Linked DNA regions of Mus musculus: regions 2 and 3 are each linked to region 1. Evidence: chromatin contacts called from ENCODE POLR2A ChIA-PET data. All regions are on one chromosome and are shown on one strand. Each heading gives the region's core, a stretch centred on a gene start or an enhancer-like site at or near the end of the contact. The rest is flanking DNA. Distances are from core to core; before and after follow the strand shown. Region 1 has its middle 7.5 kb from the start of Sema4b. Region 2 holds the start of Zfp710 (zinc finger protein 710). Region 3 holds the start of Rccd1 (RCC1 domain containing 1).

The links. ChIA-PET counts read pairs that join two places held with the same protein, here RNA polymerase II (POLR2A).
Region 2: POLR2A ChIA-PET joins it to region 1 with 10 read pairs in embryonic stem cell. The contact joins the promoter of Zfp710 here to the enhancer-like site in region 1. POLR2A ChIA-PET finds 5 or more read pairs at or near these places in 3 of 5 experiments (Patski and embryonic stem cell).
Region 3: POLR2A ChIA-PET joins it to region 1 with 12 read pairs in embryonic stem cell. The contact joins the promoter of Rccd1 here to the enhancer-like site in region 1. POLR2A ChIA-PET finds 5 or more read pairs at or near these places in 3 of 5 experiments (Patski and embryonic stem cell).

Annotation. Positions count from the first base shown.
Region 1 is chr7:80,188,701-80,193,516 of GRCm38, reverse strand. It overlaps a transcript of Sema4b not described here. Among named protein-coding and RNA genes, the nearest start is that of Sema4b, 7.5 kb to the left of the region's middle. Within about 2 kb of position 1,941, at least 1 of the 3 ENCODE cell types and tissues checked has a DNase peak (open chromatin) inside an H3K27ac peak, as active enhancers do.
Region 2 is chr7:80,023,657-80,028,472 of GRCm38, reverse strand. It overlaps Zfp710 (zinc finger protein 710), which reads right to left and starts at 2,245. Exons shown (of 5, transcript NM_175433.5): 1 at 1,990-2,245.
Region 3 is chr7:80,322,078-80,326,893 of GRCm38, reverse strand. Rccd1 (RCC1 domain containing 1) reads left to right here and starts at 2,440. Exons shown (of 9, transcript NM_173445.4): 1 at 2,440-3,144. It overlaps Unc45a (unc-45 myosin chaperone A), which reads left to right. Exons shown (of 20, transcript NM_133952.2): 18 at 468-585; 19 at 726-881; 20 at 1,017-1,602. The coding sequence ends at 1,274.

The DNA.
Region 1 (4,816 bases), core at 692-3,191:
ATGACAGATTCTATATCTTGATGTAGTGTTGGATTTTCAAGTGTTTGCAAATGTACTGAGCTTTTTTTTTAAGATTTATTTATTTATTTATTTATATGTGTGTACACTGTAGCTATCTTCAGACACTCCAGAAGAGGGCATCAGATTTTTGTTACAGATGGTTGTGACCCACCATGTGGTTGCTGGGATTTGAACTCAGGACCTTCGGAAGAGCAGTTGGCGCTCTTAACCGCTGAGCCATCTCACCAGGCCCCTGTACTGAGCTTTATGATCTTAAGATCTATGCATTTTGCTTTATTTAAGCTCTTTGGTTTTTGATAGTCTCACTTACATAGGCCAAGGTGGCCTAAAACTTGCTATATAACCCACACTGGCCTTGTACTCTAGATCTTCTGCCTCCGCCTTCTCAGTGCTGGGAATGTAGGGTGTGCCACTGTGTCCCGCTAGAAGCTTGTATTTTATACCTGTTAGCATGGGAGGTAAAAAACGAGGGAGTAGGGGAGCAGACCAGGACTGAAGAACCAAGTGGAAGAAACACACACTGACAGAACAGTAGTAGAAAGCCTCAAGAGAAGAAAGAGGAAATTATGGCAAGAAAGACTGAAACCAGAAAAAGAGCGAACACATCTGCCTGAGCCTCCCCTCTCGCTGCCTCACAGCCAGCCTATCACAGTCCACACTCGCCCCTCAGCCTCTGCCCAGGTGCACGCAGTAAGATGTCCTTGGGCATGCAGGAAACCTGCCAAAGGGCTCTTGCCAGGTCTGCCCCCTCTGACTCCCACCCAGGGGAGCTAGGCGCTGGACTCCCACAGTTACTCTGGAGTTGTAGCTTTGTTTGTGGCCATGCGGGGGAGGAGCCTCCTGCCAAGCCCAGTGGAGCTTGAACCCAAAGGTCCCGCCCACCCTTCCTTGGGCAACATTCAGGCTCCTCCCACCCCTTCCCCCACCACCGCGTACAGACTGGCAGGCTGCCTAGCAAGGTCTCTCAGATGTGAACTGGCTGTGGCCCAGCTGTCTAGGCCCTGGCCCCCTGCCACCATCCCCTCGTAGCCCCGAGCCCTCTTCTTATGCCAACCTGCAGCTGCGGTTCCCCACCCTGCCCCGGTTAGGCACGAGGCTATGTCTCCTCCCCAGGGGCCAGGCAGCAACTTGGGCTGCAGCAGCAGTACATTTACATGAGGAAGTCACAGCAGCAGACACAGTCCGTGTGTGCTTTTAAATCTTCCAATGATTGCCAGGCCTGAGAGCTGGGCACTTCCTTGGGAAAGGCAGCACCCTCTGCAGTAGAGGGCACCCATCCAGGGTCAGAATCAACACTGTCTTCAGCTCTCTCAGAAAGCTTTCCATGGGGTCTGACAACTGCCCCATTTCTTCCCAAACCAGCTTCTCCCTACAGGCCCTTTGCTGTGCTCCCCACTCCCTACCCAGAATATGTGCCCCGTAAAAAGGTAGAATTCAGTGGCGGAGCATACAATAGAGAAGAATGCATCACTACCCATTATATACGGGTCCTAAGTGGACCATAGTTAGCTGCTTCTCCTGTGATAGTAATACTATATATAGTCCTTTATGACATGGTTAGGGAACATGACAAGATAGCACCTATAAAGACAGCACACTGTGCAGAGTGAACGCCCCATGTCCCAGGCTGGTATAGACTCTCCATCTGAAAGGAACCCCATGGCCTTGACATCTTAGAAGCCCTTGGAGAAGCAAGCCCCTTCCTAGTCCTCCCTCAGGTTCAGCTGCCTCCTGCATACGTGGTGCTGAGGCTGCAACTCTCCTGAAGAGAAGGAACCAGCCCGCCCAGCCCAAGCCCTGGGCGTGCCTACTGTGGCAAGCAGCCCACCACACAGCGCCGCCCCCACTGGGCCTGTTAGGACCTGAGCTGGCCACTCCCTGGGAGGGGATCCCCCCACTCTACAGGGCTGTGGTGCAACCAGCAGGGCTCAGCCTGTCCCTGCCCAGACAGGGTGAAACATGAAATTGCCACTGTCACTCCTGTGCTCCCTACAGGAGTTCAGGAGGTGCTGTCTGTGACTATAGGCCTGCCCAGTCAGGGGGACAGGGGTGACCCCTGAAACTGACAGATCGCTCTCAGATAGCTGCAGCTACTCAGGCGGGAAGGCGGGATCCTAGGCCAGGTGGGGATGGGGTCAGAAGGTTAAGGACCTAGCAGAGGCTCAGCCTCCAGTCCAGCTTAGGAAACCATGTTCTCAACTCAAGATCTCAAGTCAAAGAGCCAGACACAGGCTCATGCTTGTGGTCCTTGAGGGGCTGAGGCAGGAGGATACCTGTAAATCCCAAGGCCAGCCTAGGTCACAGATTGAGTTCCAGGCCAGCCAGAACTACTTAGCAAGACCCTATCTCAAAAGAGTAAAGATTGAAAAATAAAAACCTCTCTTCCAATTTGCCATCAAATTCTTCCCTCTAGATCCACTTTACTCTGACCCCCAGACCTCTTATGAAGGCCAGCGCCATGCCTCAGTCCCCAGAAAACCAAGCTTCCTTCCCAGAGACTTGAGGCTCCTCAGTTCCCTCTTCCTTCCCACAGAAGAGGAGCTCTTTAGCTCCAAAGTTTCTGTCGTCTTAAATCATCCTGGCTGACACACCTCCCGCACACAGCGTTGGCTGCCATACTGAACCAAGAGAAGCAGGGACAAGCGAGCCTTGGGGGCGTGGTGGAGATGAAGATGAGTTGCTACTGGTCTCCCGAAACTCCAACATCAACCTGTTGTGCCAGGGTGGCCATACCATGGAAGCATGCTCACTTGCCATCCTAAAGAAGTGCTATCAGGTCACTCATAGGGAGATGTTATAAGCCTCGAGCTTGGCTGGGTCCCTCTGGCAAGACTAGAAAAATCCCAGGGATCCTATTGCCAGATAGAGCCCTGTGAATGTGGCATATCAGGATCTCTGGGGCTTGGACTCAGCGGGAGGATCCTGGAGCAGGCTATGTGTCGCTCGCTCCCCACGGCTCTCACAATCCTTGAGAGAGGAGATGGAGAGTTCCATCACGATGCTGTGAGCTTCCAGTTCCTCGCCTAGGTATATGACCTATGCCTTCCACCACCAAGTGGATCTCTGTGAGTTCGAGGCCAGCCTGAGGCCAGCCTGATCCACAACTTGAGTTCCAGATCCACCAGGGCTACACAGAGAAACCCTGTCTCAGGATGGAAAAACAATGAACCTTGCCTTCTTTCTTTTTCTTTTTCTCTTTCTTTCTTTCTCTTCTTTTCTTTTCTTTTCTTTTTCTTTTTTTGTTATTGTTGTTGGTGGTGGCAAGACAGGGTCTTACTGTCTCAAACTTGCCTTGAACTTGACTCAGGCAGACCACAAACTAACTACTCTCCTGCCTCAGCCTTCTAAGAGATTGGAATAACAGGTGTGTATCACCACACCCAGTTATAACCATTTCTTTAAAATGTGCTCATCTTCAGAAGCAAGGAATTTACAAAATTTGCCCTTATTCGGTAAAGAGAAACCATCCTTCCTTTGGAATACCTGTGTAATTTCCACATGAAGTATTTGGCAACCTCCCCCCTACCTAAATCAAACCTGACAGTCATTCAGGTAATATTTCCCTCAGTACTGACTCTAAGTGAGGCATTACGCTGATCTTTTCACACTTAATAATTTTTAACCCTCACAGCAGAGGGAAATCCCACTACACAGATAACAAGCTGTACAGAGAAGTTCAGGGGCTTCCTAAGGCCACATGTATTGGAGGTGAAGACTTGGGGCCAAGGGATCTGTTGGCTCGTAAGTCACGTGATCACTACACCAGGAAACAGAATTTCAGCCAGGTGTTGTCTCAACGTGCAAACTGGCTCCACTTTTGATGATATAAGTAGCTGTCTTTCTTTTCTCCCTCCTTCCCCTCCCTCCTTCCATTCAGCTAATACTATTTCTTGTTCACTTGCTGCCTTTTAAGCATGAGTCAAACTGACGGAAAGGACCAAGGTTGCTGCAGACAAGGACTTCATAATTCATCAGGATTCGTAGAATGTTTCTTTGCAGAGACACCCCATCCTGGACGACTTTTCTTTAGACACTTTCCCTCATTCATTCCTTTGTCTCAGACAAAGGTAGTAGCCACAGCAAGCCTGGCAGAACTCCAGACAGACTCCCAAGCTGCACAGACTAGATCCTGCTGTTTTCAACCCATTTCCGGAGTTGCTGCCCTGGGCTCCTTCTGCCCTTGGCTCGGATTTCCATTAAGGCACTCATTACGCACAGTAAAGCACTCATTTATGAGTCTCATCCCTCTCTTCCCTACCCTTCCACGAGCTCCTTGATTGCACAGACCAGACCTGCCTACCTCAGGTTTTTAAATGTCCAGCCCCAGGGCAGAGCTTGGAACCAGGAGGCACCCAGTAAATGTCCACTAAATGAACAAATGGGCTTTCTGCTCTTGCTGAAGCTCTCAAATCATCCCCAAGTGATTCATTCCAGTGTTCCTTCCCAGATCCTTTGCCCGCACACCCACACCTTTCTCTTTTCTTTTCAAAGAATGTGTGAATAAGAAAAGGCACCAAAGAGAGGCCAAAGGCTCCAGCTCCCTGCCTTAGGGCAGCTCAGGGTTTTCTCAGCAGTTTTGTTTTCTTCACAAGAGATGCTTTGCTGGAGGATGTTTGAATGCTTGGCTCCTGTCAGATGCTACTTTAAATTGAAGGTCCCAGGGCTGGGGGGTGGGGTGGGGGGTGTAGCTCAGTTAGTAAGAATGCTTACTCATCATGCACAAAGCCCTGGGTTGGATTCCCAGCACTGCGTGAACCAAGTCACAGCACCCAGGAACTGGGGGCAGGAAAGCCAA
Region 2 (4,816 bases), core at 996-3,495, 170 kb after region 1:
AGCTCTGCAAGGTGGCTAGAGCTGGAAGTTATCAATTCAAGGTTGTGCTCCAAGAACAGCAGGTGCCCGGCCCAGGGTTACTTGTGGGATGAGAGAGCAGACAAAAAAAAAAAAAAAAAAAAAAACACTAAGCCAAGGTCTCCAAGGTAAATGTGCTTTCAAACAAGTGAAAAGGTGATGGTCAAAATCAAAACCAGACAGGCCCATCAGCTTTGATGAGAATACACTTATATCTAAAGCCGGTAACGACCAGCTCCCCCATCTCAGGCCAGCTCCACGGATCTTTGAAGGTCCCTAGGAGGGCCTTCCGCCACCCCCCACCCCCGCTCCTGTTCCCATACACCAGTTCTTCTCTTCGGCAGAAATGAACTTTGCTTTTTTACTTACACACGTACAAAGGCAAGGCTGAGAGGGCAGCGTCAAAGCTGGCTGGATGACCCCCAACAGCACAAAGTCCTCCGCACACCTGTGGGGGAGTTTTGTGAGCTTCCGGGGTACCCACAGGGACTAGTTAAGTCTTCAGGTGGACAGTGGCGGAGAGTTTCCATTGTGAACGGAAAGAAAGGTGCTCAGAGTGCCCTTCGAAGATAGGGCACAGGGCCCGCAGGTCAAGTGTCCCCTCACTGGCAGACTGGCCGCTAAGACCGTGAAGGAACTCTGCAGTGTCCGGGTGAAAACACACCCAGACTACTGCTCGGCCTGGTCGGAACCATCACGCAGGGCGTAGAGATACATTAATGACCGTTTTGGATTAGTTAAAGCCCACACAAGCACCTCCCTGGCCTCTTAAATCTTCCCAAACTACAGTTTAGACTGGAGGGAAGCAGTTGCAGGGACCATAAAAGTCATCTTAAAAGGCAAGTTGAAAAAAAAAAAAAAAAAAGAAAGAAAACCAACAACCCGCTACGCACGAGTTAGCAAGTCCGCAGCTGGGGCGGAGGGGTGGGGGGTAGCACCGAGGCCGGCTCGGTGGGGTCTGAGAGTCGTGGAGGGAAGACCACCCGATTCGGGGGGCTCCTCCGTCTGACGCCGACGATCACGCCCCACAGCTCCGTCCAATTAGGAAAATGACCGCGAGGAGAGGGAGAGGGGGCGGCGAGGAAGGGAGGCCGAGCCACGGGAGGCTCGAGATCTGCCGTGGGGATCTGCCCACCGGTTCCCGGCCCGGGGGGTGCGCCTTCAACAGGTCGGAGACGGGGCCACCGAGGTGGGCCGGGGTCCCGCGCTGGTGACGCCCGCTGCCCTCGAGGGGCGCCCGGCACGCCAGCTGCGCGCTGAGCCCTAGCCACCCTGCCGGCCGGGCCGCGCGGCCACCCCACCCGCTCCCGGAGTAAAAAGTTTGTGGGCAGCCGCAGGGGCGGGGCGGCGAAGGGTGAAACTTTGAGTCCCGGGCCGGGTGCGGGGGGAGCATCCCCGAGCGCCGCGACACCCACGTGCGGGCCGGAGACCGCCGCCGCCGCCTCCCCGGCCTCCCACGCTACCGCCGCGCTTTCCTTTCATTTTGCTGCTTCTCTGCCTGTGCCTCTCTCTCTCTCTCTCTCTCTCTCTCTCTCTCTCTCTCTCTCTCTCTCTCTCTCTCTCTCTCTCTCTCTCTCTCTCTCTCTCTCTCTCTCTCTCTCTCTCTCTCTCTCTCTCTCTCTCTCTCTCTCTCTCTCTCTCTCTCTCTCTCTCTCTCTCTCTCTCTCTCTCCTCTCTCTCTCTCTCTGTCTCTCTCTCTCCTCTCTCCTTCCCTTCCCCCTCTCCTCCCTCCTCCTCCCCCCCTCCAGACGCCATCTCTCTCTCTTTCCCCTTCTCTCGCTCCAGCTCTCCGGCATGAGGGAATGTGGAAGTGAAAGGAAAAGACGACATGTTTGCCTGCGCGCCGCCGTCCCCGGGGAGAGGCGGGGGGCGGGTCGACCGCGGCCGCAGCGACCCACCCCCGCGCCCCCCAGCCACCCCGCCGCGGGCCGCCCGGGGGCTGGCGGGGCCGCGGGCTCGCGGGACACTCACCCTGGGTCCGGGCGCGGCTCCTCGCGCTGGGGGCCCTCGGCTGGCCGGGCCGGGCGGGCCGGGGGCTCCTGCTGCCCACCGCCCGGGTTGCAGCTGCGCGCCGCCTCCACGCGCGCCCGCCCTGCTCTGCCACCCTCCCTCCGGCTCCTCTCTTTCTCCCCCCCTCTCTCTCTCCCTCCTGCTCTCTCTCGCGCTCGCTCGCTCTCTCGCTCGCGCTCTCTCCCTCCCTGGAAGAAGGGAATGAGGCAGGGCTGACGTGAAGGGATGCTAAACAGCTCCTCCTAAGCCTGCTCGCAGAGGAAGAGAGACAGAAAAGCAGCCCTTTTATCTCTCTTTTGTTTTCTCACTTCCTTCCACCCCCCCAGCACCCCCCTCTCCTCGGCCCAAGTTTTCTTTTTCTCTTTCTACCGCAGAGAGGATTTTTCTTCTTTTCTTTCTTTCTCTCGCTGCAACTCTCCTACTCGAATTGCAAGCCTGGAGGCTTCTCTTTTTTTTCTTCCCCTTCCCTCTTTTCTTCCTCCTTCCTCCTTTATTTCTCTAAAAGGGTTTTGTTTGCTGTGGGAGTTTCGTTTGAAAATCGAGTCACGCCTTTTTCCTTCTTTTCTTTCGCCCTCTCCCTCTTTTTTTTCCCCTCCTCTCAGCAGAAAAGGGGAACAAAGATTAACAAGCGGGGGAGAAGGGAGCGTCAGAACCTCGCATGGAAATGGGGGGGCTGTCCCTGCCAGGCACAAAGGGGGCTCCAGAGAGCAGCCCCCAGGAAGTCTGGGGTGCCCTATCCCAAATAAGAGCTAATGGGGGTTGGGGTCGGGGGAGCCCGAGTGGCCAGTCCTTCCGAATACGGGTTAGGGCTCAACCTGCCCCCTCCCCAGTCAGGGGTGGAAGCTGGGGGTGCTCTTCACTTAATATATTTTTTAAGTGGGCAGATGGGACTTAGAGCAAACGTCGCCGCAGAGCCCTCAACAGTAAAGAGCCTTTAAACAGCTGTTCGCAGAGCCCTGGACGGTCAGACTCGAGGGAACGGCCCCGGCTGCTATCACCGGGACCCGGGTGCGAATGGGGTTCAGAGGAGTTCGGGGTCCCTCGCATCCTCCCCAAGCCCAGGGCCTAGGCTCGACCCCGGGGTGCACTGCTGGAGGGCGCCGAGGCGTGGTCGTTCGCTGAGGTCTGGGCCCTTGTGGCTCCCCGCGGGGCCCGGGGTTCGGCATAGCCTGGCCTCCTCCCAGCTCTGGGACAGGCCGGACACCCCGCCTCCAACCTCCCGGACACCCGCCACTCAAGAGCTGCGCCGCTCGACTCCGACGCATGGGCGGGTACGGAGCCCGCGGACAGAGCGGGGCAGTGTCGCCACCAAGGGTCAATTATTCATGGGGCGCCTGGGCGTGCTCCCAAGACCAGCTCTGTCTTCGGCTTCTCCAGAGGAGTGGAGACAACACGGGGGAAAAGTTCCCAGAGCAAAGTTGGCCACATTTCTTATTTTCCCAAGTAAGTATTGAGCACCTGCTGGATGCCTGGCCCTTGGACTGGGGCTGCAGCTGGGCGAGAAACGTGAGGTCTCGGCGGGCCCAGACAAAGCGAGGGAAGCTGTGGCTCCGGACCAGGTCACCGAGCTGAAGGGAAGCCTGGATCCTCTCCCCTCCCTGCGCTCTTCCTTCCCCTTCCCTCCTTCCTCCGGGCTGCATCTCCTTGGCTCCACCCCTTCTCATCAATTCCTCCCACACTTCCCTGCTCTCCCTGGCTTTTCACTGGAGGGTCCCTTCTCCCAGCGAGGAGCAGATGCAGAGCCCCATTGTCTCTCCCCCAATGACTGCAGCCTCCCAGGGATAGGACCAGCCACTCCTTCCCCTCCCCCCAGCCCAAAGGCCTGGGTCTTTAATGACAGGAGCCCCAAGGCCACTGCCCCTCGCCCCACCCTACACCAGCTCACGGAGCTGTGAGCAATGACTCCAGTCACTCAGAACATGATTTATTTCTGGCAAGGAGTGAGAAAACAGAAGCCAGAGAGTTTGGTTCAGCAAGAAGGACCCCGTGATTTCAGGCTCAGCACACTGGGTCTCTAGTGACCTCAGCACCTTCACCAGCCAACAGGGAATGCTGGAAGCCACAGTTCTGTCATCACCTGCCCTCTCCAGAACACCCAAGTCATATTTTCTCAAAAAAAGACAAAGTCCTCTCTGACAGTCAAATAGTCATTCAACAACCATTCGCTTCTGTGCCTGCTTCCTGCCAGCTCCCCAGCCTGCAACTAAGGACTTAACCACCAGAGACACCATCTCCTTGTTCTGGCTTTGCAAACTGGTAGGAGCCCGAGAGAGCTGGGCCTCAGTCAGGCATCATTGGTGCATACTTGTAGTCCCAGCACTTGGAAAGCTGAGACAAGAGGATTGCCAGGAGTTTTAGGCAAGCACAGACTACATATTGAATAATATATTAGCCAAGGCCATTATGGCAAGACTTTGTCTCAACAAAACTAAAAAGAGGGAGGCACAGTTGTGCATGGATTGAAATCCCAGCTTCTGGAAGGTAGAGACAGGAAGAGCAGAAGTTCAAGGTCAGCCCAAGCTATGTAGCCAGTTCTAGGCTGGGCTATCTGAGACTCCTCAAAAAAGGGGTTTGGGGTGGGGCTGGGAGAGACAACAGGTAGCTAGGTGCCTTATGAGGGCATTGAGAAAGCAACTCACAGGGGCTTGGGCAAGGCTGGCCAGCGAAGGTTTCCTGGAAATCACTTCTAGATAAATAGGGATGTGCCAGCCAAGAGCATGAGATGGAGCCAGGTGTTGTGGCACGGGTCTTTAATCCCAGAACTTGGGGAGTCGAGGCAAGCAGATCT
Region 3 (4,816 bases), core at 1,191-3,690, 130 kb before region 1:
CGCAAACGGTTGATGTTTACAGAGCCGTCTTCATAACCACCCTGCTTTGCTAACTTCCGGGATGCTTAACAACCCCATGCTGGGGCTGGAGAGATGGCTCAGCGGTTGAGAGCACCGACTGCTCTTCCGAAGGTCCTGAGTTCAAATCCCAGCAACCACATGGTGGCTCACAACCATCTGTAACCAGATCTGATGCCCTCTTCTGGGTGTCTGAAGACAGCTACAGTGTACTTACATATAATGAATAAATAAATCTCTTAAAAAACAAACAAACAAACAACCCAACCCCATGCTGTTTCCTGCCAGGCCAGAAGGCTAGAAAGCACTGCAGTTCCTAACCAGCACAGCAGAGTCTTTGGGCATTGCTAGGGGAGCACCTGAGCTCAGGGCTCAGCCACCCGGGATAGGGCGGCACCTATGGATATGGAGACTCTGGTCATACGTGTCCTTCCACCTTCACCCCGCAGGCAGAAGATCCTGAAGGAGAAGGCTGTGCCCATGATTGAGGGCTACATGTTTGAGGAGCATGAGATGATCCGCCGCGCAGCTACCGAGTGCATGTGTAACTTAGCCATGAGCAAAGAGGTGAGCGTTGGTCTGGCCGGTCGCCATGACTGACAGGTGCCGGGGTTGGTCCGGTGGTTGCCATGACAGGTACCAGCAGCCCTGCCCTTCGGCTAGGCTTTGAACCCCGGTAGCATGGTCCTTGCCTCCATCTGTCCCAGGTGCAAGATCTCTTCGAGGCCCAGGGCAATGACCGGCTGAAGCTGCTGGTGCTGTACAGCGGCGAGGATGATGAGCTGCTGCGGAGGGCGGCTGCTGGGGGCCTGGCCATGCTCACCTCCATGCGGCCCGCACTCTGCAGTCGTATCCCTCAAGTGGTGAGTACCTGGTCTGGGCGGGGGAGGCTGAAGGAGCTAGCAGTTCCCTACATGGTGGTATGGCTGTTGTGTCGGGGAGTTCCTAGAGCGTAGATGTGGTTTCTGCCAGTCTTCACATCCGCCCGTTTCCTACAGACCACACACTGGCTGGAGATCTTGCAGGCCCTGCTCCTCAGCCCCAACCAGGAGCTGCAGCACCGGGGCACCGTGGTGGTGCTGAACATGATGCAGTCTTCGAAGGAGATCGCCGGCACCCTGATGGAGAGTGAGGTCCTGGAGATCCTGTCAGTGTTGGCCAAGGGCGAGGAGAGCCCAGTCACCAGGGCTGCCGCAGCCTGCCTGGAGAAAGCAGTGGAATATAGACTCATCCAACCCAACCAGGACGGAGAGTGACGATCGGCCCGGGGCCCACAGCTCACGCATCTGTCACCCTTCACAGCTCTGAGTCAGCACTGGGATGCTCGATACTTGCCTCGCCTCCACAGCTGCCACAGTTGCACTTTGGTGTTCTCAGGACACACAGCATACAGCCCTGCCCTGCCAGCACTCAGGAGGGCCCTGTCTGTACTGTAGAGAGCTGAGGCTGGGGGACGTACATCCCATTCAAGCCTGAGGATTATGGGCATCAAGAAGGAAGGACACAACAGCATCCTCACATGCTGGGAGCATCATCAGAGCCTGCCAGCAGGCTCACCCCGCTAATAAATTCTGTGGAACTAAAGCATCTGTTTGTTGTTGTAGGCGGGGCTGCTGAGGGTGGGACACTCAGGAGCAACAGCTGGACATCAGCAAAGTGTGCTGTAGAGCGCTGTTGCTGTAACAGAAGGAAGCCAGTGGGCCCATGGAGAACCTTTGTAGACAAGGCCTTAATATGGGTAGGACAGGCTGGCTTCAAACTGATAATCCTTTCTCAACCGTTAAGAGTTGTAGGAATTACAAGTGCCAACACCCACGCTGGTTTCTTTCTAAATCCTGGTGAGTTAGCCTAAAGCTTAGGAAGCTGATCAAATTTCAGTGTCTTTTTTTTTTTTTTTTTTTTTGTTTGTTTGTTTGGTTGGTTTTTTCTTTTTCTTTCTTTCTTTTTTTTTTTTTTTTTGGTTTTTTTTCGAGACAGGGTTTCTCTGTATAGCCCTGGCTGTCCTGGAGCTCACTTTGTAGACCAGGCTGGCCTCGAACTCAGAAATCCGCCTGCCTGTGCCTCCCGAATGCTGGGATTAAAGGCGTGCGCCACCACTGCCCAGCTTTTTTTTTTTTTTTTTTTTTCAGTGTCGTTTTTTTATGCTGGTCCTTGGATACATTTGTCATGATATTGTGAGTTTTCTGTGATCTCTACCCAGTCTGTGTTTGGAATTTGGGGTCAGTGTGCGCTTCCCTCGGGGAAAATACATTTTTCTGTAACTCTGCCAGGTTGAAGGAGAAACAGGACTCAAATAGATTCCCTATATGGCTAGGAACACCGGTTTCTTAGAGGCTGGAGTCCAGGCTTGGCACTCATTGGCTCAGTACAAGTAAGTGACAGAGCCTGGGCCAATCAGTGAAGGCACTAGTACTACAGCTTCCTGTTTGGCCCTCAGTCCTGCGCTTGTTCAGTAGTGAACGACCTCCTTCCTTGTTCAAAGGGAATGGAGGGTGTCAGGGCTTGGTCTTCGCCCGCCGTTTCCCTCGGATCGTCAAGAGTATCCATTCATTCAGTGGTTCCAACCGCGTCCACTGCTGTTGGCGCGCACAGGAGACTTCAGCCTACTGCCTGGTGGCAGGTAACCCGGCGCATGTGTGCCGGTCAGGCGCGCCCCAGTGGTGACGTCACCGCTCGTGCCTGCGATTGGCTCCGAAAAGCTGGCGCACCGAATGACCGCGTTGCTTGGCGCGGAGGCCCTTAAAAAGTGCTTTACTCCGCCGGCCATCTGTTCCCCGAGCCATACATTACTATGCGCTGCTCACTTTCAAGGTTTCCTGCTTAAAGGGCTTTCCTGATGAGTTGAGGGTACAGGCTAATGGGAAGATGAAAGATTCCTTTGGTTGGGGATCCAGGAGCTGTAGTCTCAGATCTGACTTAAGAGGCTCGAGAGTGTCTGTAAAATTCTGATCCATTCGAGTGAAGTGGCGTTGCATTTTGAACCGCGCGACTGTCTCCCAATTTCAGCCTGAGCTCCCTGGGACCCATAGTCATCACATTAAGTCAAAGGAAAGGCGCAGCAAAGACTTCTTGAATAAACGACCGAGTAAGGTCCAGTGGAAATTGTCCAAATGCCTCTGAAACCCGGTAAGAGCCAATGGTCATTTTCGTCGTTAAATTCTACTGTGTAAACTAAGCTAGGACTGTTTACACTTAAATTTTGATTTGTATTTATTGCAAACAGTTCTGCTAGGTAGATACAAGCAGTGCTGTCCCCACTCGCCTTGTAAAACTGAAGTTGTGCAATAGGATCCAGGTGCACAGGCACGCCCACCTAGGTCCCAGGTGTTTATTCTTCTTGTTGGGACGAGGCTTATAAATCCATAGGACACGGCTCAGCTCCACACTTGCTGTGTGATTGGGAGTCTAGAGAAAAATGGAGTCAATTTGAATGGAGACTCGGGGTTAAAGTTCTCAAGGCTAAGAGACTGGAGCTGTGGGCCTCAGATCCTAGTGTTGTATCTGATCTCCCACGTACATGCCTCACAGTTCCCTTGTGGTAATAGAAATAAGTTCTGGGTTGCAAAGAAAGAGACCACTGTTAAGGCCTAGATGGAAGGTTAAGGCCTAGGTAACCGTTACCTGGACAGCCTGCCATTATAAAGAAACTTTCTCATGTTTGTGCTGTTCCTAAGGAACTTTCTAATGCTAAGATTGATTATATAGTTATGTTCTGTGCCCTTGAAACCAATCACGATAGAAGTCAGTAGAACGACTTTGTATAGTTACCCTTGGACCCGAAACAACCACCCTGCAGCACTTTCTGCACCTGTGTATAAGCTTTTATAGTGTAAGCTGCCCCTGGGATGGGCCCCAAGGTAAGAGAGTCACCTGAGCCAATATAAGGAACTATTTGGAATAAGACTTTCATTTTGGCTGGGCAGTGGTGGTGCACGCCTTTAATCCCAGCAGTTGGGCGGCAGAGGATTTTAGAGTTTGAGGCCAGCCTGGTCTACAAAGTGAGTTCCAGGACAGCTAGGGCTATATAGAGAAACCCTGTCTTGAAACAAACAAACAAAAAAAGACTTCCATTTTGAGTAGGGGCCAAGTAGAGTTTAAATTCTCAAGACCTCCCTGAGAACTGACATCCTATTTTGCAGAAAGAAACATGTGTGTGGGTAACTAATCCTGGTAGACAAGTTAAGATATGAATATTGAACAAGAAAGAGAAGAAAGAAAAAAAAAAAACAAAAAGAAAAAAAAACAACAAAAAAAAACAAAAAGAAAAAAAAAGATATGAATATTGAACAGTGCACATCCTCTGCTACAGCTGAACACCCCAACCAATGGGAGCAGGATAAGTGTACAACAAAGACCTGCACCCACAAAGTAGCTCACAGCTGTCTCTAAGTCCCGTTCCAGGGCATCCTAAACCCATACACAGACACACATGCAGGCAAAAAAGCATGCACAGAAAATAAAATAATAAAATAAGGAATACCATGCCCCAAATTGGGTAGTCGTGTAAGACTTAGTCCATGGAAATTAAGGAGGAAAGAGAAAAGGGTCACTGGTCATTGGACTTTGAGAAAACACAGGGTTTACTGGTGTGTGTGTGTGCAACATTTTCAAAATAGTCTTACAAGGGACAGGGAGATAAAGATCTAGACACCAGGCCAGCTAGAGAAGTACTGGCACATGCCTTTGATCTCCACAATCAGAAGGCAGCGATGGGGCGATCTTTGTGAGTTTGAAGCCAGCCTGTTCTACATAGTGAGTTCCAGGACAGCAAGGGCTTGTGTAGAGAGACCCTGCCTCA